Regions from separate parts of the Homo sapiens genome. Here region 1 is linked to region 2. A link is a loop called in an ENCODE intact Hi-C map of the cell type or tissue named here. Cell type or tissue: dorsolateral prefrontal cortex. All regions are shown on one strand.

What was found. A loop is a pair of places that touch in the nucleus more often than their neighbours do. Peaks named below come from ENCODE experiments on the same cell type or tissue, not always from the same donor. Only the 100,000 strongest peaks of a DNase experiment are listed, where the experiment ranks them.
Region 1: it touches region 2 in a loop (3-fold over the local background); 2 of 110 quality-filtered maps call a loop at or near these places.

What each region holds. Positions count from the first base shown.
Region 1 is chr5:116,549,980-116,557,979 of GRCh38, reverse strand. All of the region lies in intron 1 of SEMA6A (semaphorin 6A), which reads left to right. Among named protein-coding and RNA genes, the nearest start is that of SEMA6A-AS2, 20 kb to the left of the region's middle. In dorsolateral prefrontal cortex, a CTCF peak has its summit at 110 (motif pointing left); DNase peaks (open chromatin) are centred at 2,913 and 4,409; H3K4me3 peaks cover 1,585 bases; H3K27ac peaks cover 8,000 bases.
Region 2 is chr5:116,357,502-116,365,501 of GRCh38, reverse strand. No RefSeq gene overlaps it. Among named protein-coding and RNA genes, the nearest start is that of SEMA6A-AS1, 86 kb to the left of the region's middle. RefSeq lists enhancers at 3,998-4,794, 5,889-6,038. In dorsolateral prefrontal cortex, a CTCF peak has its summit at 3,626; DNase peaks (open chromatin) are centred at 3,781, 4,172 and 4,801; H3K4me3 peaks cover 1,268 bases; H3K27ac peaks cover 4,426 bases.

The sequences.
Region 1 (8,000 bases), 190 kb before region 2:
TGGTATCATAATGCCGAGAAACCAAATTATAGATTATTTATCTATTACGTGCCACATTATTGCATAGTTGTGCTATCGCTTGTTTCTAACTTTACTTGGAGGCTGCCCTCTAGTGTTACTGAATCTCAGCACAACCACTTTTGTTTAGATCCCCGGAAAGGTGACAAAACACACAGAATGCTACCATCTAGTCAGCAGCTAGAGTGTTAAGTTTATGATACATAGTTTGAAAGATTTTGAATAAATTAAAATGTGCACATCACCAGTGCTCTTGATGGCATAGAAGACAGCACTGGAAAAAACACACACCAATGACTGAATTGAAGCCATATCCGGAATACCAAGTCTAACACAGGTTTTAGGACTACCTTAACCAATTAACTTCACTTTTATTTTCTATTTTGTATGTGCAAAAAAGCTACATGTGATAAAATAAGCTCTCTCTAAATAAGGCTATAAGAACTTCTTTAGTTTAAATAAAAATTATAAGTATTAAGAAAAGCACTTTGCGAGGCCAAAGCAGGCCAATGGCTTGAGGCCGGGAGTTTGAGACAAGCCTGGGCAACATGGCAAAACCCCGTCTCTACTAAAAATACAAAAATTAGCCAGGAGTGGTGTCTCATGCCTGTAATCCCAGCTACTTGGGAGACTGAGGCACGAGAATCGCTTGAGCCCAGGAGGTGGAGATTGGACCACTGCACTGCAGCCTGGGAGACAGAATGAGACTCTGTCTCAAAAAACAAAAAGAAAAGTATTTCAACCACCATTGGGTGGGATGTGTTTGACCAGACAGCCTCAAAATTTATGATATAATTAGTCCTCAGAGAAGAGTTCTCAAACTTCAACACATTTTTCTATTACAAACCTTCAAAGAGTAGATCCAAGCACTTTAAAGATTATTCTCTAAAGATATTAAGAAGAGAAGCACACCCTACAACCTAAATGGTGGTGTTAAGTACTTTTCTCACAGTAGTGCCAACTCTGCTTTTTCTTGGATGAAGAATAAGCATACTCCAGAGTCTGCAGAAAGTGGGGAGAGTAAATTTCAGACACAGTAGCTATTTTTTGCATGTATAATGATGGCATTCTCAGTGGATTATGAAGGTAACGTTGCAACACTCCAAGTACATCCAGCTTACAGCAGCAGAGTGACTGACATGTTTTCTATAAAAATGGTTACTGGTAACAGTGGTTTTCCAAAGTTCTGAAACTCAGATCAGGAAGAACAACTAAAATCATATTAGCGCTACACACACACAAAATGAAGCTGAACACCAAAATGACACTTGGAAGTCAGCTTTTCTTCTAGAGGGGTGTTATGATAGAGTAGTTAAAAGTATGGGCTCTGGAGGTTGCTATTCTATTGGCTGTGAGATCTTGGGAACATTACTTAACATCTCTGTGCCTCATATTCATCATCTGTAAAGGGGAAATACTAATGGTACCTTCCTCATAAAGGGAGTCTGATGATTAAATGAAACAATATGCACCAGAATGATGTCTGGTACATAAACACTCAATAAAAATTAGCTATTAATATTTGACACCAAACCCTCCTAATATAATGAGCTAAATTCAATGTTTTTGTCACCAGCAGGATATGGGTTCTTGACAAGTAAAACTAAAAAGATGATGAGGAGATGATAGTGTCCAGATGAATCTTTCTGCCAGTTTCTGTCTCTTTATGTTCTTTTGTGTGTCAGAGCATGGTTTAAAATAACTAAGTAAGTAATCATTATTTCATTTTATGTAGGAAATATAGTACATGCCTACTATGTGCAGAGTGCTAAATTAGATCTTATTGGATATTTCTAAAATATTAAATAAGGCATTAGGAGTTAGGTGACTATGTTTTGCTACAGTTGTTATTTGCCTTTGTTGGGTCCAGTGCCCAGTTAGGAGCCTATGTTTATCAGGCCCATGGTGCCTTGAGCTATAGCCTTCCTGTCTTCTGTTCTCAGAGGAAGAAACTCCGAGGTCATAATATCAAGTATTTCCTCACTGGGTGAGTTTTCTGAATGCAGTGTTTAGATTGTAGGTAATGTAGATTGTGTATTTGGAAACACAATACTCAGGGATTTTCACTAACAAAGAGGGCCCAAAGATCTCTGTCAATTAATTAGATTTTTTAAAAATATGTATTTATCTTTTAGAGACTGGTCTCCTGTTGCCCAAGCTGAAGTGTAGTAGCATGGCATGATCATAGCTTACTGCAGCCTCGAGCTCCTGGGCTCAAGTGATCCTCCTGAGTAGCTGGGATTACAGGTGCACACCGAGCCTGGATAATTTTTACAATTTTTTTTTTTTGAGGGGGGGTCTTGCCATGTTGCTCAGGCTACTCCAGAACTCCTGGCTTCAAATGGTCCTCCTGCCTCAGCCTCCCAAGTAGCTAGGATTACAGGCATGAGCCACTGCACCTGGCTCTGTTAACTTAATGTCTGACTCAAAACCAATGTATAGATACAAACAAGTTTATTTTATATAATAAAACTTTGTTATATGTGGCATTAACTACTCGTACCAATAAACTGAATTTTCAGATTGAGTCATGGGGTTTAAACACTTGTCTTTCACAAAACCAAACAGCTGAACTGCTAAACAGCAAAGTGGATAGATTGGAAAGTAAACCCCTATTCTGAGCCTGCCTTCACCCCTACTTCACTGAGGTGTAATGAGGAGATAGAAAAGAAGTTGGGTGAGTCAAGAAGAGAAACAAGGGCTGATCATTAGCTCTCAAGCAAACAAGAGTTAATTTTGGCTTTATCCATTCTAGTTTACTCAGGTGGGCACAGCCTGATTCACAAAAATAAGGAACTTGTTGGTCAGGGGTTAGGGAATGTGCTAACAAAAGCTTGGAGACTGGGTGTCTCTGGAGCTGGATAATGGGAACTGGGGCCCCTCCTTCCCGGTGGCAGAGAGGATTGTGTTCATTTGGTATTTACCCAAAGTCAGAACCATCTGACAGCTGTTTGGTGTTTCTTGTGAAATGGACTTGGACCCTGACCAGATGCTAGTGGACAGATGTTCACAACACAAAAGGCTTCATCAAAATAGGCACTAATTGGCACCCTCCTGACAATCTCAACAAATAAGGCAGGAATGGGCTGTATCTGCTGTTGACCATCTCAACGCCCAAGCCTGCCTTTCCTGGCTTAGGGAGGAGGCCCTGTTGGGGAACTGAGCTTTCTCCATAGCCAGAGATTTTTGGTTCCAGGGCTTCTTGACATGAAACTCCCAAAAGGTACTGAATATTTGTTTTATATGTATATATGCTTGTATGTATATACTTAATTGAAACCTTTTAAGAAGGTAGGCCAAGGAAGGATCATTTGGACTTCACCACCCACCTCTCACCAAAGCAAGTCTTAAAATGCAGAATTTTCTCCACAAAGTTGGTTTCTATGCAGTAGTTTTTGAACAAATACTTTATACAAATTGTTACGTATTATCTTAATATGAACCCCTCCAAATAAATGTGTGTATTTTATTTTATCTGTGATGTAGTTTTGTGCAAATATTTTTGCTAGATGGATTTTAAAAACCTAAAGCTGTTTTAAAGTGGATATTTCAGGGGCAAACTGGTTTGACTATGCCCCATAAATCATTAGATAGGGCTTGCTCCTACTTGTACAGGATACAATTAAGTTTGATTTCAACAGTTCAACTGTCTTTTTAGTGCTAGAGACACTTTTTGAGTAAGCATTCTCTCCTCTTTTTTTCCTCTGAATTTTGCAAGTTGGGAACAAACTCTAACTCCTGGCTTATTATTAATACTATTGGAATCTGTTCCCATCTATGTGCCGGCAAATAATAATTCTTTCTAAGGCAGGATGTAGTTTTACAATGCATGGTTTAAAACACTTTTACTGATGTTACTGTTTATTACTGTTTATTACAGTAGAAAGCCCTTTCCTACTATAGGGCTCTCTGTGGCCCTCCTCCTATCATTACCTATTGAAGTCTCCTTTTTCCCACTCCTCTCCAGGAATACAGATTTAAGAACGATCCATGCTCCACTACAGATATTTCCAAAACACAATTGGTATTAACCCAGGCTGGACACATTTTATCAGTCATTTCTATAATTACTTATTTTAAAAAATGGTATACATGGTTGCTGTATCGTATGGAGTGTGAGAAGCTATCTTATCATGGTACTATTCATCCTGGTTGAAAGGATGTTGGTTTTTTCCCCCCTAACATCTCACTCTCAGGATTTCTCTGGACCAGGAATCCACCCCCTCTTTCCCATTCTCTAGTGTGGCTCCTGCTCCTTTGAATGAAAGGCTGCTCTGACTAAAGGAGCTAGAATATGCCCAGCAACCAAGGCCGGGTACTATTGAGTCCATTGTTTGCTCCCAGCACTGTGGAGCCAAATCTCATTTTATAGCACAGTGTGTTCTAGGAATTCCACTTCATCAGTACAACAGACCTTCTCTAATGCCTTCCTATTTTCCCCATTTGCTGCTGTCACAGGCAGCGCCACACAGTCCTGTGGCAGGCAATTATAATTCACTTTTCTCCAAGGCTCTGCTCTCCCCCTTTTGCAAGGGACCACAAGGCATCAGCTGCCATATTAAATAGACGCTAATGACACCAAGTGTGAGCCGCCAGAGCTGTGGTTGTGATGGTGTGTTTAAGATTTAATCCCTTTGAGGGACTGAACCTGGAGTTCAGAGGTGGTTTCACTGAGGTTTATAAGAAATTTGGCTAAGATTATACTTAATGGATTTTCAAGTACTGAAAGGTATTTGTGTTTAAAGTGAATATGTTAATAAAACTTTCCAAACACAGTCACAAAAAATAGATCTGATACAAAATTATGTAACGTATTATTCAAAGTAATATAGTTGTCTAATAATAATATATTGTATGTGCATATGTGCTGTATGTACTCATTTTCCCTCTATAGTTTTCTAAGCGGTTTGCTTTTTTCTAAATGGAGAAGTGTCCTTTGGTGACTCACAAAGATTCACAATGAGCGAATGCTCCCTAGAGCAGGGCCAACTCCTCTTGGGCCCTTGTCTTGCTAGAAGATGCTTTTCTCCTGGAGACAGGATCGCCATCATTAGTAACTTATCCCTACACCCAATCCACAAAAGATTTTACTCTTTAAAATTTTCCAGCATATTTTGGCAATGGTGGAATGACAACGTATTCATTTTTGTCCCATCTGGCAACATTTTGGCACCTCTTATGAAATTATTTTCTATTGGATTTGTAAAAGTGCCCCATTAGTAACACTTCCTGTAAGTGTAAATAGGCTTTTCCATAGCTGTCCCTTCACCGAAATAGATCGGTTTTGAACCTTCCTGCCAGTACAGAGGATGTGGCCTGATGCTCCCTCACAAGACGGTGGCTGTCTCACCTTCATACTGCCCGGGCCGCTTAACTAAATTGCTCCATGGCCTTGTGTAGCTATGCTGAAGGATGGAGAAGAGCGTCCCTTTAATGAACCCGGAGTATTTCATTTATTAGCAAATCATCAGTTGACCCAGAAAGTGGCCAGGTAATTAGTGTAAAGTTTTGCAGAGCTTTTTTATATGCACCATCTCATTTCATTCCCATAGACCTCTGTGGCACCTGCCTTTACCCTGGCTTGGAAAAATAGAACTTCTCCCCTTGACTAAAAAGACTTAGTCTGTGTAAAGTTATGTGTTTTATCACTTTACCCAAATATTGTTCTTTGTAATTTTCAACTTAACACGCTAAAACATACTGAAAAAAAATGATTGACTACAAAATCCTTTTTTAAAGGAAATGTGTACATCAGAGGAAGCGTTAGGCCGTAAATAGTGTTATTTTAGACACTCTAGGACATTTTAAAGAGCAAGAACAAGCCTATAGCTCACCTTGCAGTGCTCTCCAGGTTAATCAGTGATTCTTTGACTGGTGTCAGGGACATTTGGTGGGTAGTGATTGGCATGCCTGTATTTTCCTTTGTCACCATTTCTTCAGGTTCATGTAGAAAACTGCAGTCAGAATCTACAGACAAGATCCTGTGACTGGTTCTCAGGAGAATCCTTGTGACAAACATCTGGCAGATATGTTTTAAAGTCCTACGATAGCTGTCAGAAAGTTGATGGCTCCTGATACGTTACATTGTCAGTCCAGACACACTAATTCTTTAGTGGGATTATTGATGTTGTTGTAGCACATCTGTGTTTAATTGCAGACAGGAAGCTGAAAGAGAAAGCTTGTTGTGATTACGACCTCTGAGATACCTATTATATCTGAACTTAACAATCAGGTCAAAACTTAGTGGTGGGTGGGAATGAAAAGATGTCCGCAAATGAAACTATGTGCATGGGAGAAGAGACTGCATGTCACTGACCTGCAGAGAAGCCAGTGCCTGGGTTCAAATCCATCACTCTCTAGCTGTGTGACATCAGGCAAGCTCCTTAACCTCCTTGGGCCTCAGTTTCCTCCTTTGTAAGATGGAGTAGTAATAGCATCTGCCTTATAGGGTTGCTGTGAGGATTAAATTAGTCCATATGTATACATTCCCTTGAGTTCCCATTACATCATAAGCACTAGATAAGTGTTTCCTATTTTTATATTTCCCCCCAAATCTTCTGCTTTGTAAAGGTAAATCTTCTGCTGATAGAGGATGAGCTGCAAAGAGAATGTGTGTGTGTGTGTGTGTGTGTGTGTGTGTGTGTATGCTAAGACTATCATGCAGAATTGATTCTACACTTGTAACACGGGCATATTTGGCTGTTATTGCCTACGTTATCCATTTTGACACCTCCCCTACTCTCAAAGCCCCTGCATGTCACTCGCTTCCTCTGCTTTTCCCCTTCAGATTATTTCACCCATGTTCTATTTGGTCATGACCTGTATGTGTACCTCATCTAAGTGATGCTTTATGAATTCCATAAAGCCACTCATCTTTGAGGTCTCCAAGAACAGAGACTATTCCCTAATGATCCTTTTGTGCAGTGTTAGTTGTTAAATGTGCTAACGGATGCCAGCGTTTGAAAATGGTGCTGATCCATGACCTCTTCTGACAATGTTAGATTCCTATCCTTCAGAGTGAGAATTTTAGGCATGAGGCTGCTTGAGGTACTGGGTTGCCCAAGACAAACCTGATCTCCAGGGCTGAAGTATGGGCATCTATGAATCAATGCCCATCAGGTGATTGTGATGATCAGTCAATATTGGCAGCCTCTGATTTAATTAATCATCCTGAGAATAATGTTCCTTATGTGTAAGATTATTAGAAAGCCAAGTTTTCTCTCAGAGTTTTGGTGCAGATCAAATGATGTCCTGTTTTTACAAAGCCTGAAGCCCAGGTAAACCTAAAGCACTGTTATTACTGTTATTACTGCAGAGAACCTGTGTGCTGTGGAAGGTCCCCAGGCTACAGGGTGCAGAGATGTCCACTGGGCACATGCTGACAGATCCTTCAAAAAATGGTACTTAAAGAAGATTAGATCAACATTTCTGAGAAAAGCATCTCTTTTGCCTTCTCATTGGTTCAGTAAACCCAGTTAAAGGCAAAGTTTCCAGCCCTCAGAGCCTGCCATGGGATTCCTGTATCATTAGATATTGTTAACATTAGCACTTTTGGAGTATTATTTCACAGACATGGTTTCAATGTTCAGAACCAAAAGGTGGAGAAATGGTGTCAGATAACCTTAGAGAGGATCATTTTCTTGGTAATCTCTCCTTTCTTAAAATAAACTAGATATTGCTGACAATGTGAAATTTGTGACTAACCTTCAGTAGATATGTTGATTTTGCTTTTAAAATAAAAACCAAGGATGCTTAGAAGTAGCCATAAGAGGAAATATTTTGAAAATGAATGACCTAAAGTAATCAATGGATATGTATAACATTTATATTTTAAAATGACAATGACTGTGATTTAAAGTGCCTCTAAAAAAATTAACTCTTTAACCATCAGTCCCTTTCCACTCAAATCCTAAAGCAATGCAGTTTCATATTTTCTGCTTGTACAAGGTTAGGATCCATCACTGACTCAAACATGATCATTT
Region 2 (8,000 bases):
TTGATTTCAGTTTAACAAATTTGTTGAGTTCCCATTATGAGTTGCACACCTTCCTAGGTGCCGCGGATACAGGGATGAGTAAGACACTGGTCTGCGCTCTATGTGCTGGGTTCACTCCCCACTTCTGCCCTGGTCTTGCTGTGCTTCTCTCAGATCCCCTTCTCCCCAAGGAGCCACCTTCCTCAAAGCAAGCCAATGGTTGGCTGTGCAGCAGCAAATGATGTGATCTGACATTAAACAAACAAAAAAATCCCTGCATTGTGCTGACTTATTTCTCATTCTTATGCATTTGCATGGGGGAAATGCCCAAAGAATGAAGCTGTAAAAATATTGCTACTTGCCCTTTGGCCATCCACCCACTGAGGGAAGACCTCAGGCCATCTGGTCTCTTCTGATAAATGCTCTGACCCAGCTCTGATGGACAAACCATGTCTTTCTCACTGTCATTTTCTGAGTGATGACATTGGGAGGGAAAAGCCTAGCTTCTTGGCAAGCAGTTTCCTGAAGGAAAAAAAAATGGGCTGAGGGTGGAGGGAGGATTTATTAAATTACCTGAAAAACTTTTTTGAAATGCACTTCCTGGGTCCTTACCCCCAGAAAATGAAATTTGACCTATTGGGGGACCCCAAATACACATGTTTTGAAAAAGTGCTTTAGGAAATTATCATATGTATTTGACACATGACCACCCTGCCACCTCCTACTGGACAATCACTGATGTTATCTAACTCTTTCCTTTTATACATGGCCCACAGAACAAAGGTGATTGATTTGCCTAAGGCTGCACAGCTAGTTAATAGTAGAGCCAGGAAGAGACTTGAGAACATTTTGATTCCCAAATGAGCGCTTCTTCTGACATTACCAATGCTTCCCCTTTAACTCTTGTTCTTCTGGAAATGATCATCATCATCATCATCATTATCATCATCATCATCTTCACCAGACATTCTACTGGCCACATTACATAAAATTATCTCTCGTATTTGCAACAGTTCTATAAGGCAAGTATTATCTCCATTTCTCACTCCCTGTCCACATTGCCAACCTTTGCATACTATGCATCCTGAGACTCAGGATCTGCCATCACCAAGTTCCCCTATATCTTTTGTCCCTTTTCATAAGGTCTCTTTATATCTTGCCTTAATGGAAATTTGGCTGTCCCCTTCATCTGCAGCCTCTCAAATGGAGACAATTCCTGTCCCACCTTATTCTCTTTATGTCAGACTGAAAGTGGAATAAATGTCACATTGTACTTTGAATTCAGTTATCTTCTCCCCTCCTTCAAAGCCCCTAGATCCTCTGAAATTCATGTCTCCAAACTTGACCATCTGCCATCCATATCTGCTAAACTGTCATCTACCAACTCACTCCCTTCATTCATTAATAACTTTAACACCTGTTCCTATCCCCTATTCCCATCACCATTCTTGGTGACTTTAACAACCTTGTAGAATAGGGACTCATGGAATACCTTGCCATCTGAGTTCCCTGACCTCCTCACCTCCAACAATCATTAATCTCTATTTCACCTAGGCCACACTCTCATGATTGTGTCCCTAACCCTGTCACCACCAGTTAAGGCACCACTTCCAAAATCTGTATGTCAGTACTCCCCATGCTCTGAAATCAATCCATTGACCCTACTGTTTTTACGTCTTTATAAATATACAAAAAATACATTATATATGTTCTTCTTTTTATCCTCACTTACCTTCTTGTTCTGCTTAATTCCTTTGTTCACCATTATAATTACTGCTTTGTGCATTCTGCTGTTTTTCTAACCTTTCTCTTTCTGTCAAACTCATCTGGTAAATGCACATTAAAGATTAAGTCCATATCCACGTATCTTATGACTACACCTGAGGTGCTCAAAGTTCTGGCAGAAAACACAAAGATGCTAATAAGTTTATCTTCATCACATTACTGCACACCCAAAATAGGCACTCAGCACACCTGGCAGTTTTATGACACTTCTTTAATGTGCCCACTTTGTGAAAATATTTTCTTCGCATCTTCCCTTTTGTCCTTAAGCTTTATAAATGGCTAGCTTGGCATGGATTCCCCTAAAAGCCATGCCTGAAACAAAGACTTACCTGAAGGTAGTTTTTATAAAAAGTGATCAAAGGGATCCAGAGACAGGATCCGAGGAGTGAAACAGGGGAAAGGCAAAGATGCATAAGTGAGTGGGCTGCTCCTAGGACAACAGATGGTCAATTCCATGGGACCTTCTAAAGATCCTGATAGGATGCAGCTTTTATTTATCTGCTTGGGGAGTAAAATGGTTCAGCATTTATCCATAGGATCCTGCCTTCCATTGGTCAAAGGTGGTTCTCGACACTAACTTCCTCACATCTCCAGGCTGTCCATGGGTGAGTGCCCAGTGGATTCTACAGACATTCTACACAGCAGCTTCAGAGGGGTCCTGGGGCAGACATTGCCACACTGCTGCAGAGCAAAGCTGTTTTGACACCTGTGCAGAAGTGGCCACTGTAATGGTCAGAAGAGTAGGGAGTGACACTGGGAGGATTTGAAATGGGGCACAGGAGATATCCCTTGTACCTCGCATATCTGTCATGGACCCTCTAAACCTAATCTGAGTCTTTTTCAAGGCTGCAGCCTTTACCAGGACTTAGTGTAAGAGTATGAGTGACACAAGTTCTGATTCCCCTGCCTCAGCTGATCTCAAGACCATACTTGGTATACACCACTTATTTCTACCACCCATTCTCCATTTCCCTCATCCTCGGTCAGCATTTAGTTAGTGTAAGTTGCTTGTTTTGTGCAGTGACAGAGACCCTTATCCCCAAGAGGTCTGATCCCTTACATACCCTTCCCATGCCATGGTTGTTGAATTGTGGGTCTGCCATAGTTATGAGGCAAGAGAACACTGAAAGTCACTCCTGTAGATATCCCGAGGTTCAGACATAGACCTCTCTGCCCTCACTGGCTAGCTAGCAGCAATCCAACTCCTCAAGTCAATGGAGTCTAGCACAGTGTGAGGACCACTTCGGTGCTGGCCTTGGGGAGAAGGTAAGAGAGACAGATGGACCAAAAGTTATGCATAGGAGTAGTATGGGGGCCAGAGACCTTAACAAAGAAGGGCCTATCATTTCTTGAGGACCTACTATGTGCCAGGTAGTTTGGGTGACTTGTCATTTCCACACGAGAGCGCCACCGTTATCCTCATTTTCATAAGAGGAAAATAAGTTCAGAGCAGAGAACTAACTTGTTGAGCCAGAGTCACACCCAGACTGCCCAAGGGGGTGAAGCCTACCAGGCAGGGCTCCTTTCAAGGCCCAACCTGACTAGATTTGCATGCAAAATACATAAGGAATCGTGTACCAAGACACTGCCAAGGAGTCAGATCATGACATGGCCAGCCACAGGGCACCTGCAGCCTCTCCCTCTGTCCTTCCTCCAGAACACCTCTTTGCTTCTTTTGGGTGTGAGGTGTCTTGGGCAGACCAGTAAAGTGTGATTCTTTCAAATCCATCCTGTAAACGCACCTTTCTCCTTCTTAAAGTCTCCCTGTCTTCCCAGGAGCCTCCCTATGCACCTTCAGGAACAACACCCAAGCAGGGTGCCTGTCTGCAAGGGGTGGATCCAGTCCGCGAGGCGGCGTAGCGGGCCTGGGTCTGGCCCCGGGCCAGCGAGAGCTGCGGCCGCCTGCTTTCTGTGGGAGCAGCGACAGCGCCGTAATGACAGCGCGGGCAGGGCGCGGGAAGAGTGCGGGGCGGACCCGAATTAGAAGCGCGGGCTCTCATCAGGAGATGCAGGGACCGTGGCCAAGTCCCGGGAGCGTGTCGGGCCCACTTGAAAGCACCAGGCGGCTGGGGAAGAGCAATCAGATGGAGGAGCCCTAAATCTGGAGCTGTTTAGGGTAGACAGCAGCCGCCGCAAGGGCACGCAGGCAGGCAAGGAGCCGCCGGGGCTGGCTGCAGTCGCGCGAGGGCCGCTTGGAAGGTGACGATGGATTTCAAGAGCGCCACCCGGAGGAGCCCCAGGACCTGCGGAGGGAGGGAGGCCGGCCTAGGCAGGCCTGGGCGCCGACCTCGTTTCCCGCGTGCCCTTCCCCACCTCCTTGGGTTGCCCCTGCTGCCCTTACTTTTGTGAGAGCCTCAGCGCCTGCCGCGGCCTTCTCTCCTTGAGTCGCTCTTGTTCTCTAAGGCTTGCTGGCCCCCAGGGCCATTGTTCTTCCAGACGGCGGCTGGAATAGGCTGCAGCTTCGGCATCCCTGGGGTGGTAAGAGTCAGGGCTGCTGTTGAGTGGGTGCCTCCTCTGTCCAGGCCCAGCGCTGGGAGCACCCAAGCTTTACAAAGGCAGCAGAGCAGGCTTCCCTGCGCCGGCTCTGGGCCAGACTCCCTGCCTGGACTCTGGCCACTTCTGCCACTTACTGGTTGTGAGACCATGGACAGGTCACTTAACATCTTTGTGCCTCAGTTTCCTCCTCCATAAAACAGGGATGCTGACAGTGATGACACTACTTTCCTTTCAGGGTTGAGTAGAGAGTCCTTAGAGAGGTGCAGAGCTGACTTGCGTTTTGAATCATGTCATTTACTCCTTGGAACAATGTGTGAATTGTCACATTTTATAAGGGGAAACTGAGGCTCCAAAGTGAATAGGCACTTGCCAGATGACACATCTAGCAGGAGCTGAGATCTGAAACCTACACTTTGTGACTCTAGGATCCATGCTCTTTTTGGTCTTTCAAAATCAGAAGCAGAGAAAGAGACAGAACGACAGGTAGACAGGCAGAGAGAGCCCATGCAGTGCCTGGGCTGGCCCTGGACCCTTGCCAGAAGCAGGGATTCCAAGTGGTGCTGCTTCACTTTTACTTCTACTCAGTATCCTGGGAACCAGACCAAGATCTGGAGCCAAAATTCCCACTGCAGAACGAGAGGCTCCAAATTAGATGCGTACAAAAATAGACATAGACAGGTGATCTTTCCCAGCTCTTTCTTTCTCCCCTTCCACAAACAGGGCTTAGTGATACCCTAGCCACCTACCGAGAAGCCATGGGCCCTGTGGGAGAAAGATGGGGCACTGCGGGGTTTATACTAAAACAGTAGTTGCAATCTAGTTTCAGAATCTCATCAAAGTCCTTCTCTTGCCCTTTTTAAGGCTCTGTTTCTAAACAGAAACCAAGTGGAGGAAAAGAGATTGTAGAGTTTCAGGACTTTGCAAAGGCTCCAAGCATTAGAGCATTCTCTAAGCTCTTCTCCCAGTTCTTGCCTTTCTTCTCAGTTTTCTTCTTGCAGCCCTGTGCCAAGCATTCAATTAACCACCCTGCTCCTGCCCCCATCTCAGCCAAATGGGTACCAGATGTACCATGTAGACGTCGGACAAAGTGGGATAGAAAAACTTTACTCAGACAAATTGGCAGAGAAAACACAATTAGTCAAAGCAAACAGAGCTGAAGCAGCAGGCAAGCCAAGTGTCCAGGAGCTCACCTGCAACACATTTCCAGGAGCCCCTCAAAAACCATTCATTTCAAATGGGGGCCATATGCAAGCCCCTACCCAGCAATGACAGGCTCTGAGCATAGCAAATCAAGAGTCACCATGCAAGGGGGTGGGGAAGTGAAAAGAGATGAATTTGCTTGTGTTCCACCCTGGGGTCTCCAGGAAGGATGTAGGGCCTGTGGCTGCTGTGAAAACACAAGAGCTTAGTGCAAAGAAGCAACCAGAAAATTGGCCCAGCTCCTTCCTGATCTTGCAATCTAGACCTCCAGCTGGGGCCCAGAATTGCAATCACTGGAAGAGGAAGGAACAAAGGCCCAGTTTGAAATAACTCTTTCTTTGGGGGTTCTGCTCGGATCCCTCAGCTGAAAATAACAGCCATCACCTTGGGGGGCTCCCTAATGGCCTGCCTACTTGGAGCATCAGGCAGACCAGGAGAAGCTTCTGCCAACAGCAAACACCCAGAGCCCTGGGTGGTTTGGTCCTGCCACTACCTGCGAGCAGCAGCTGAGATGCAATACTCATTCACCCTCCACCAACATTACAGACACTAAAGTGAGAATTGCAAGAATTGCCTCTTATCTCACAGAACAGCACAGTGCCAAGAAGCAGTGCTGCAAGCTTGGCCTTATATCAGACAGATATAACCTCAAATTCCAGTTCCACCTCTTATGAGCTGTGCAATCTTGAGCAAGTTACTGAACCTCTCTGGGCTTATTTCCTCATTTGTAAACTGGAGATAATACACATAATACACTTAAAGTTGCAAGGAAGATTAAGAGAAATATGCACATGTATGGTGTTGAACACATCTGGCACACAGTCAGCACTCAATAAGTGGCAGCAGCTGTTGTGCTGGGCTCACTGAAAGGACATAAACACCTATAGAAATAGGGAGGTAGGAGAGAGAGGAGTGAATATGAGGAATAAATCTGTAGCTGAAAGGTGTGAGAAGATAAAAGAGCTACAGTTGGAAAAAAACATAGCAAAGTGTCAATAGAACTACGTCATCCACACCCACTTACAAAAAGAGGAACTGAGCTCTCTAGCTTATTAGCAGGGGAAATGTTCTATTTAAAAAACCAAACTAGCCCAAAGTACACATCAACTGTACTGCATCCACATAGTGGAAATGATCACCCAGCTCTGCACTTTTCCTATTGCATAGCCTTGCATGATACCTGAGCTTGGCTCCCCTTGCATTTCACCAACAAGGCCCATCTTTTATTTTTCCTACCTATAGAAATGATTCCAGATGAAAAGTGGTGGGTGGATTACAACTAGAAAGGAAGGTATCCCAGTGTTCTTTTGGAGGCTCAGTCCCTGGAGGTGGTCTTGGCTGGTGGCCTCTGTCCATAGATCTGATACCACCACAACCCACCAGTGTGTCCCAGCATCTGCTCTGTTCTCTTCCCCAGAGCTAACCAGGGGACCTCAGGACTAACAAGGATAGTAGCAGGAGGAGGAGCCACATGGCTGAAACCTGGGAAAACCAGGCCAACTACAATCAGTCCATGGAGCTTGTATTTGGGGATTTTGTTTAACAGAGCAACAGTGAATCTCAGTCTGGAAAATTTAGCTTTATTTTCTTCAAACTTAGAAGTCCAACTCTGAGCTGCCAGTTCAAGTGTCTGGTGAGAGATTCAGTCCAGTTGCTGTTGGGGCCCCTCCCTTCCTAGGCTGCACAGGAATCTGGGGAGGCTTATCTTGCTCAGAAGATAGTGAGCAAGAGTCTCCAATTGCCTGGACATCCAGGTTGCCTCTCATCTCTTATGGCCAAACCCACAGCAATCCCTTGAAGTCTGATGGCTCTTCACTGAGTGACAGATTCACTGTCAGGCTGGGGGCTGAGGAGGCAGGGCCTTGGGCTCAGCCTGCTTATGTGTAGGTGTACCATGCTGCCTTCCCCTCCAAATTTCATCTCCTCCTTGGGATATGGCTACAAAATGGTAATGTGGTTTTACTCTCTCCCTCCCCATAGCTCCAAAATAATTTAGTCAAGAGAAAAATCTCTCCTTCTTCTCACTCATCGACCACTTAGGCTCTATAGTGGTTCAATGGTATTCCCCTGAAAGTATGTCCACTTGGACCCTCAAAATGTGACTTTATTTGGAATAATATTTTTTTTCAGATGGAACTAAGGTAAGGATCTCAATATGAGATCGTCTTGGATTAGGGTGGATCCCAAATCCAATGACAAGTGTCCTTATCAAAGAAAGCACAGAGACCCAGTGTGGAAAGCCACGTGAAGACAGAGCCAAGGAATGCCTAAAGTTGCCAACAGCCACCAGGAGCTGGGAGAGAGGCATGAAACAGATGCTTTCTCAGAGGCTCCAGAACAAATCAATCCTGCTGATACCTTAATTTTGGACTTCTGCACTCCAGAGCTATGAAATAATAAATTTGTGTTGTTTTAAGCCACCAGGTTTATGGGCAATTTCTTAGAGCAGCCCTTGGAAATCAATACAGGCCTTTAGTATTCTTTAATTACCTTAGACTTTTGCAAAGGACAGCCTTTTATCTTCCATAGCTTTTGCTTTC